2 separate regions of the Homo sapiens genome follow, and region 2 is linked to region 1. A link is a contact called in ENCODE Hi-C or POLR2A ChIA-PET data. All regions are on one chromosome and are shown on one strand. The core of a region is the stretch at or near the end of the contact, and the rest is flanking DNA. Distances in the headings are between cores, read along the strand shown.

The links. Hi-C counts contacts between places; a loop is a spot of excess contacts on that map. ChIA-PET counts read pairs that join two places held with the same protein, here RNA polymerase II (POLR2A). Pooled maps may share reads with other maps.
Region 2: a loop to region 1 is called in a map with no recorded cell type, with 16 times the contacts of the local background. The contact joins two enhancer-like sites. A Hi-C loop is called at or near these places in 6 of 37 single-sample maps with no recorded cell type and 4 of 50 pooled maps. POLR2A ChIA-PET finds 5 or more read pairs at or near these places in 1 of 52 experiments (activated B cell).

The regions. Positions count from the first base shown.
Region 1 is chr3:56,917,457-56,921,420 of GRCh38, reverse strand. It overlaps a transcript of ARHGEF3 not described here. Among named protein-coding and RNA genes, the nearest start is that of ARHGEF3-AS1, 21 kb to the left of the region's middle. Within about 2 kb of position 2,125, at least 3 of the 41 ENCODE cell types and tissues checked have a DNase peak (open chromatin) inside an H3K27ac peak, as active enhancers do.
Region 2 is chr3:58,194,298-58,197,908 of GRCh38, reverse strand. It overlaps DNASE1L3 (deoxyribonuclease 1L3), which reads left to right. Exons shown (of 8, transcript NM_004944.4): 6 at 1-88. Among named protein-coding and RNA genes, the nearest start is that of DNASE1L3, 15 kb to the left of the region's middle. RefSeq lists an enhancer at 1,160-1,339. Within about 2 kb of position 1,253, at least 3 of the 41 ENCODE cell types and tissues checked have a DNase peak (open chromatin) inside an H3K27ac peak, as active enhancers do.

The DNA of each region.
Region 1 (3,964 bases), core at 876-3,375:
GTGTTACCTGAATTTGTTTTTGAATTTTTGTTTTTCCTTAGTCTTACCTAAATTTGACAACAGTCTTAGAAACCTAAGATCTGAGAACTAATAATCTTATGATGTTGGAACCTTGGGTAAGCCAGTGTGCAATATATTATTTTAATTTGGTCACGGCTACCATCCCATTTGAGATTTTTTCCAACCTTTTTTTTTTTGGTCTTTTTTTTTTTCTTTTTATGGAGAATAGGGTCTCACCATGTTGTCCAGGCAGGTCTTGAACTCCCGGGCTCAAGCCATCCTCATGTCTCTGCCTCCCTAACCACTGGGATTACAGGTGTGAGCCACTGCACTGGCCCATGAGTTTTTTTTTTTTTTTTTTTTTTTGAGATGGAGTCTCGCTCTGTCACCCAGGCTGGAGTGCAGTGGTGCAATCTCGGCTCACTGCAAGCTCCGCCTCCCAGGTTCACATCATTCTCCTGCCTCAGCCTCCTGAGTAGCTGGGACTACAGGTGCCCGCCACCACGCCTGGCTAATTTTTTTTTGTATTTTTAGTAGAGACAGGGTTTCACCACGTTAGCCAGGATGATCTTGATCTCCTGACCTCGTGATCTGCCCGCCTCGGCCTCCCAAAGTGCTGGGATTACAGGCATGAGCCATCGTGCCCGGCCTTGGCCATGAGATTTTTTTACTACCTATTTTTAAATTCAGTTTGTGGAATTTTAAAATTTGAAGTATCAAATGGGGTATGTTTAAAGACCTTGAAATTCCCTTTCCAACTGTAAGATTTTGTGACATTTCTGGCTTGTTAAGTACAAATAAGAAAGACATTAAGGAACCAGGATAAAGTTCAAATGGAAAGAATCATCGTTGCTTGCCAACTTTTAATGAAGAAGTAATTCTGCTAAAATCTAAATATTTTATTTTATGTAAATGAAATTCTCACAACCCTGACGAGTATGTTCCTTATAATATCTTTGGTAAGGAAATTGCTTGGAACTTCTCAACAGAAAATACCCTCAGATATATCGAACAAGAACACAGGAAACATGGTTCTGGTTCTAGTGATACCATGACACTTTTGGTGACACCTTAGTTAGGTCCCAGTTTTGGTGCTAATCTCTTTAGAGCCCAACAAGAGGGGTTGTTACCAGTTTGGTTATTTAACCAGCTGTGGGAAAACAGGGTTCATCTTTGCATCGTAGGCACCCTATAGGTAGTTTCCTGTGTATAAATATATGATTCAACTCTATATACTGAAAGAAAAATACCATACCCTGAAAACCTATGCCCCCAGAATTTTGTAGGTTTTTTTCCCCCTTTTAACATTTCTCTCCAATCTATGTAGAATTTATGTTGGATGAGTATGAAGAAGGGCTTTAAAATGAGGCTTTTCATTCCAAGAGGCAAGTGAATTGTCCCATTGTTAGCGATCCTTCTCTAGTGGTTTGTGCTCTAATATGTCAGATTCTTGAATATCCCAGAGCAGGTTTCTCGCTGTGTCTTCTGAGGGCTGTATGCTTGTAGCAGGAGCTCTGAAGTAAGCTTGCTAGGCCCCACTCCTGACCAACCTCACCACCTCTAGGCCACGTGCCATGGGTAGGCGTACACCACCTTTTTGAGTCTCAGTTTTTTTAAATCTGCAAAAAGAAAGATAATAATAAGGCCTACTTTGGGACTGTTGTGAGGATCACGTGGGAAAATACATGGTAAGTGCTCATATTAAAACATAAAAAATCCTTAGTCGCTGTGGTTTCAGTAATTGTGGCTGTATGATATGTTAATATCCACACACAGGTGCACTTTCATCATGAGTTATCAACATTGGCAGAGGTAAGAGGAATGGACAATGAGAAGTGACATTTCAAGTGTATCTTTCGTATTTGCTAAATGTCCACAGGGCAGGTGGCTAAATGAGTTAATTTCCTTCCATACCATAGCATGCTCTGCAGTAAGAGGTCAAAAATGTGCGTGACAGGGAAAGATGCCCTGGATGTTAAATGAAAAAAGAAGCAAGTGGTAGAACAATGTTATCATTCTATTTTTGAAAAAAATAAGATGTTACACCCAGCAACTCGTGTTTTTAGACAGAAGGAAATGTCTGGAAGGATTACCACCAGAGGGTGCAAACTGGTGGCCCCTGGGCCAAATGTAGCCAGCAACTGTGTTATGTGGCCCATACAGTACTTCTTATGGTGATGAATAGTTGCCAGCATTTACAAATTGAGAGATTTTACATAAAACCCTGAATTTCAGGCTTCTATTGAAAAAATTAGAATGTCTGCTCACCCTGGATGATTAACCCCTTAGGAACCCGAAAAGCTGGAACTGACCTAAGACAAAAACTCTCAGTGGTGCCCCAGTGCCCACCTGGCCTTTTCTTTCAGGTACCTGACCCCTGCTCCTAAATCCTTTTGGGTTTATGAACCTCTGTCTACGTCTGGCTTTTTAACACCAGTGCATCCAGCAAATGGGATCGGGATAGAAAAAAAAGTAGGGCCTTTGGGAAGACTCACTTTTTACTTTATATACTTCTTTGTGGTTTGAATGTGTATACTTCTGTGTGGTTCGAATGTGTGACAGTGATGCTATGTTACTATTAAAATGTAAAAACCAATACATAAACATGTTTGAATACTTAGTAGTATCCTAGATGCCATAGAGAAGACTCCTGTTCCTTTTGATATCCCATTATAAAGCTCAAAATGAACGTGGACCTTGCGGATCAGAGCCTCTTACTATTGAAATTCTCCTCTTGAAGTGCCTTCTTCATGGACCCATTTCAATCCGGGAGTTCTTGCTTCTGGTCAGAGCAAGGGCATCAGAGGAGACGGCCGTGCCCTGTTTTTGCTTCCTTTTTGCAGGCTTGCATCCCTTTCCCCTGCCAGGGCATCTGTTGGCCCTCTCTCTGCCCCTCCCTGCTCCACTGCTACCTGCCCTGGAGCCCCTCAAGTTTCACCTCTTGCACGAAGTGCTGCAGCCCACGGGTTTCAGTTCTTCTTTCCCATTCAGTCAGCAGCCGGAAGTTAGGTTGAATCATTCTAGGATTTGTTCATGTGAATGTTTCCTTCCTCCTCTCCAAAGAAATAAAACGTACAATGCCCTGGTCGTCTCACATTTCCAGTGAATCCTTACTGGGGTGAGGCTGGCCTTGGCTGCTGGGACTCCTTGAAGTGGCTTGTCAGAAAATACTCCAAGAGAGGAATGGCTGGGTGATGGAGCCTCCCGCATTTCCCAGGGCACTGTCTTTCTTCATCGGCTGAATTGTCCCCAAAGCTAGCTAATCTCAAGTTGTTTACAGGCTTGTTCAAATTTAGGACCCTTCCTGTGTAGGAGGCTGGAACAAGACGCCTTAGGAATACCTGCCCTTACCCCTCCACCAGCCACCACTTAACCAGCTTGCTTTGTGGGGAGTCAGGCTTTAGGAAATAGGGAATCCCAAGGACAATCTGAAACCCACCTCTCAGTGGACACTGTCATTTGATCTGACACTCATTACCGAGTGCTTCCAGGTGCTAGCTCCATGGTGACCCAGATGCTTGCCTGAAAGGCGTAAGGCTTTTTACAGTGATTTCACTTCCTCCTTTCTCTAAGCAGGTGTGATTCCCTCACACTTTTTGAAGCAAGACCCAAGCCTGTCAGTTCAGCTTCCAGACCTATTAAAGTACTTGGTGTCTTCCAAAATACCCTGTAGTTCTGCACTGCCTTGCTGTTGAGTTTGCCAGTTCTTTTGCCTAGAACACCCATCAGAACGCTGCCCATGTGTCTCTGGCTCTGAGAACCCTTCTCAGACTTTGTCCCCATGAAAATGCATTTGCCAAGCTCACTTATTTCCTGGACCCCTCAGCACTTTTTGCAAATTTCTGGCAACGTGAATGGAAAGAGCCTGCTTTCTCATAAAAGTCTTGGATTTAATCTCCTTCTGTTAGACCGGAAGCTTGTTGTTCAAATGAACCTGCTGTCTTTGCTGGGTCCCCAGACTTTA
Region 2 (3,611 bases), core at 4-2,503, 1.3 Mb before region 1:
GCTTGAGGACTGACCCCAGGTTTGTTTGGCTGATCGGGGACCAAGAGGACACCACGGTGAAGAAGAGCACCAACTGTGCATATGACAGGTAGGAGGCCCTGCAGGGTGCTGCTGGCTCACCACAGTGCTTGGTGTGCACTAGGAAAGACGCAAGGTGGCTGGGCACTGTGGCTCACGCCAGTAGTCCTAGCACTTTGGGAGGCCTCGATGGATGGATCGCTTGAGTACAGGAGTTTGAGACCAGCCTGGGCAACATGATGAAACCCCGTCTCTACAAAAAATACAAAAATTAGCCAGGCATGGTGGCACACACCTATACTCCCAGCTACTCAGGAGGCTGAGGTGGGAGGATCGCTTGAGCCCAGAAGGTGGAGGCTGCAGTGAGCCAGGATCGCACCACTGCACTCCAGCCTGGGTAACAGAGTGAGACTTTGTCTCAAAAATAAAAAATAAAAATAAAAATAAGAAAAGCACACTGCTTGCAGAGCTGAGTCAATTAAATGTCAGGCCCCTCTACTGGGTACCACATGTAGCGTATGAACCACAGGACCCTATGCGGTGGCCCTGGGCACTGTAGCTTAGCAGAGGTAAGCACTGGCTTCGCTATCAGATAGGCCTGGATTTAAATCCTGACATTATCACTTCATATGTCTGTGACCAAGAGACAAGCTCTCTGTGTCTTTCATTTCCTCCCCTGTAAAATGGAAGTTATCCTAGTGCCTCACTCATGAAGATCCGATGTGGAGTAAATGAAATAACATGTCAGGCTGCTAGCACAATGCCTGGCATACGGCAAGTGCTCATTACATTCATGGGCTGATCATTGTTCCATCACAAAGACTTACCGCAATTGATGCGCCCAATCCCCATCATTAGGCATTGGGTTATTACCAAGGGTTTGCTGTTATAAATACTGCTAAAATCAATATCCTCTGTGCATTTTGTGCAAGTATTTATGATTTCCTCAGGAAGCAACCCTAAAAATGAGACCAATTAGTGCAACGGTATTTATATTTTTAAAGCTTTAGCTACATATTCCTAAATGCAATGCATACATTTAAGTCCTAGCATTCCCTCGTGCTTTTTAAAGTCCCTTCAGGGATTTTCAAACAGCTTTCATCTTTGCTCCTTCAATGGGGACAGAGGGGGGAGTGCCTGAGGCGTGTGAATGTTAGTGATCTTCCATCACAGAGACCACAGGTGGGGAAACCCCTAGGAGCCTGGTCCCAGGTGGTGGCCACAGTTCCCAGAGCTCAGCCTGCCACGAGGAAGTGTGAGATGGCCATCTGCATGAGAGCCACCAGGCCACTCGTTTTCACTTCCTCTCGGAGTTTTTTTTTTTTTTTTTTTTTTTTTTAGACAGAGTCTCGCTCTGTTGCCCAGGCTGGAGTGCAGTGGTGCGATCTCGGCTCACTGCAAGCTCCGCCTCCCGGGTTCACGCCATTCTCCTGCCTCAGCCTCCCGAGTAGCTGGGACTACAGGCGCCCGCCACCACGCCTGGCTAATTTTTTTTTTTTTTTGTATTTTTAGTAGAGACAGGGTTTCACCATGTTACCCAGGATGGTCTTGATTTCTTGACCTCGTGATCCGCCCGCCTCGGCCTCCCAAAGTGCTGGGATTACAGGCGTGAGCCACCATGCCCGGCCTGTTCCTCTTGGAGCTTTTGAGGCTGGTGTTTCCTTTGCAGAAGTTATCACTCTGCAAAGTGGGAACCCAAGGCGGGGAGTTACAGGGGTCTAAGTGCCCAGACCCCCTATTTTGAAGGACTTCCAGCAAAGCCTGGACGATGGCCACTCACTCAGTTACACATGGCAGTTGTGTGCCCGTGGGTAGGTCAAGTCCCTTCTCCAGCGCCATTCTTCTCCCCTGGCAAATGAGTGGGAAGTGATTGAAAATGATACAGAAGAATCAGAAGGCAACATGGCCACAGTAGATCAGGTCAGGGGTAGAACAGGTTAGAAAAAGATGTTTACTAAAAGGATCCTGATTTTATACACATGTATCCCAAAGGATGGTGGGATTACATGTGACATTTTAAAGATTCATTTCTTATTTTGATGCTCTGAATTTTGTTTCTCATAACAACATGTATAACTCTTGTGCCTCTTTTTTTTCTTTTTTTTGAGACAGAGTCCTGCTCTGTCGCCCAGGCTGGAGTGCAGTGGCAGGATCTTGGCTCACTGCAACCTCCGCCTCCCGGGTTCAAGCGATTTTCCTGCCTCAGCCTCCCAAGTAGCTGGGATTACAGGCATACACAAACATGCCCCGCTTTTTTTTTTTTTTTTTTTTTTTTTTGTAATTTTAGTAGAGATGGGGTTTCGCCATGTTGGCCAGGCTGGTCTTGAACTCGTGACCTCAGGTGATCCGCCTGCTTTGGCCTCCCAAAGTGCTTGGATTACAGGTGTGAGCCACCATGCCCGGCCTCTTGTGGCTTTTAAAAAGTCATAGGCCAGTTGTGGTGGCATATGCTGTAATCCCAGCTACTTGGGAGGCTGAGGCAGGAGGATCACTTGAGCCCAGGAGTTCAAGGCTTTAGAGCAACATGATCACATGCCTGTGAATAGCCACGGCACTCCAGCCTGGACAACATAGTGAGACCTGTCTCAATACAATAAAATAAAAAGTAAAATTAAATAAAATAAACGGAGAAAATGAAAAGCCATAAAAATGATGTTTTAAAAATGTAATTAGACAAGATGGTCTCAGTTCCAGTCTTTGTTCCATGTTCACATATTTATCAAACACCTCTCATGTGCTGAGTGCTGGGGGAACATGCAAAGATGCCCAGGATCTGGCTGGTGCCCTGGACTGAAAACGTCACATGAACACTGGCCTGGTCCTGCACATCCCTAGAAGAAGTCAGAAATGGAAGAGCCTTTAACATGTCATTCTTTGCTTTCTGAGTCTTAAAGAAAGCTTTCACAAATGTCTAACTTGATGCGAAGAATTTACATTTGGGTTGAATTAAAAGCCGTAGCCCGGGCCGGGCGTGGTGGCTCACACCTGTAATCCCAGCACTTTGGGAGGCTGCGGCCGGTGGATCACGAGGTCAGGAGATCGAGACCATCCTGGCTAACACAGTGAAACCCCGTCTCTACTAAAAAATACAAAAAAAATTAGCCAGGCGTGGTGCCGGGCACCTGTAGTCCCAGCTACTCGGGAGGCTGAGGCAGGAGAATGGCATGAACCCAGGAGGCAGAGCTTGCAGTGAGCCGAGATTGCGCCACTGCACTCTAGCCTGGGTGACACAGAGAGACTCCGTCTCAAAAAAAGAAAAAAAAAAGCCGTAGCCCTGGAGCGGTGGCTTACACCGGTAATCCCAGCACTTTGGGAGGTTGAGGTGGGCGGATCACCTAAGGTCACGAGTTCAAGACCAGCCTGGCCAACAGGGATAAACCCCGTCTCTACTAAAAATACAAAAATTAGCCAGGCGTGGTGGCACACACCTATAATTCCAGCTACTTGGGAGGCTGAGGCAGGAGAATCGCTTCAACCCGGAAGGTGGAGGTTGCAGTGAGCTGAGATGGCGCACTGCACTCCAACCTGGGTGACAGAGCATGACTGTGTCTCAAAAAAAAAAAAAAAAAAAAAAAAGTTAGTTGTGCTGGTGA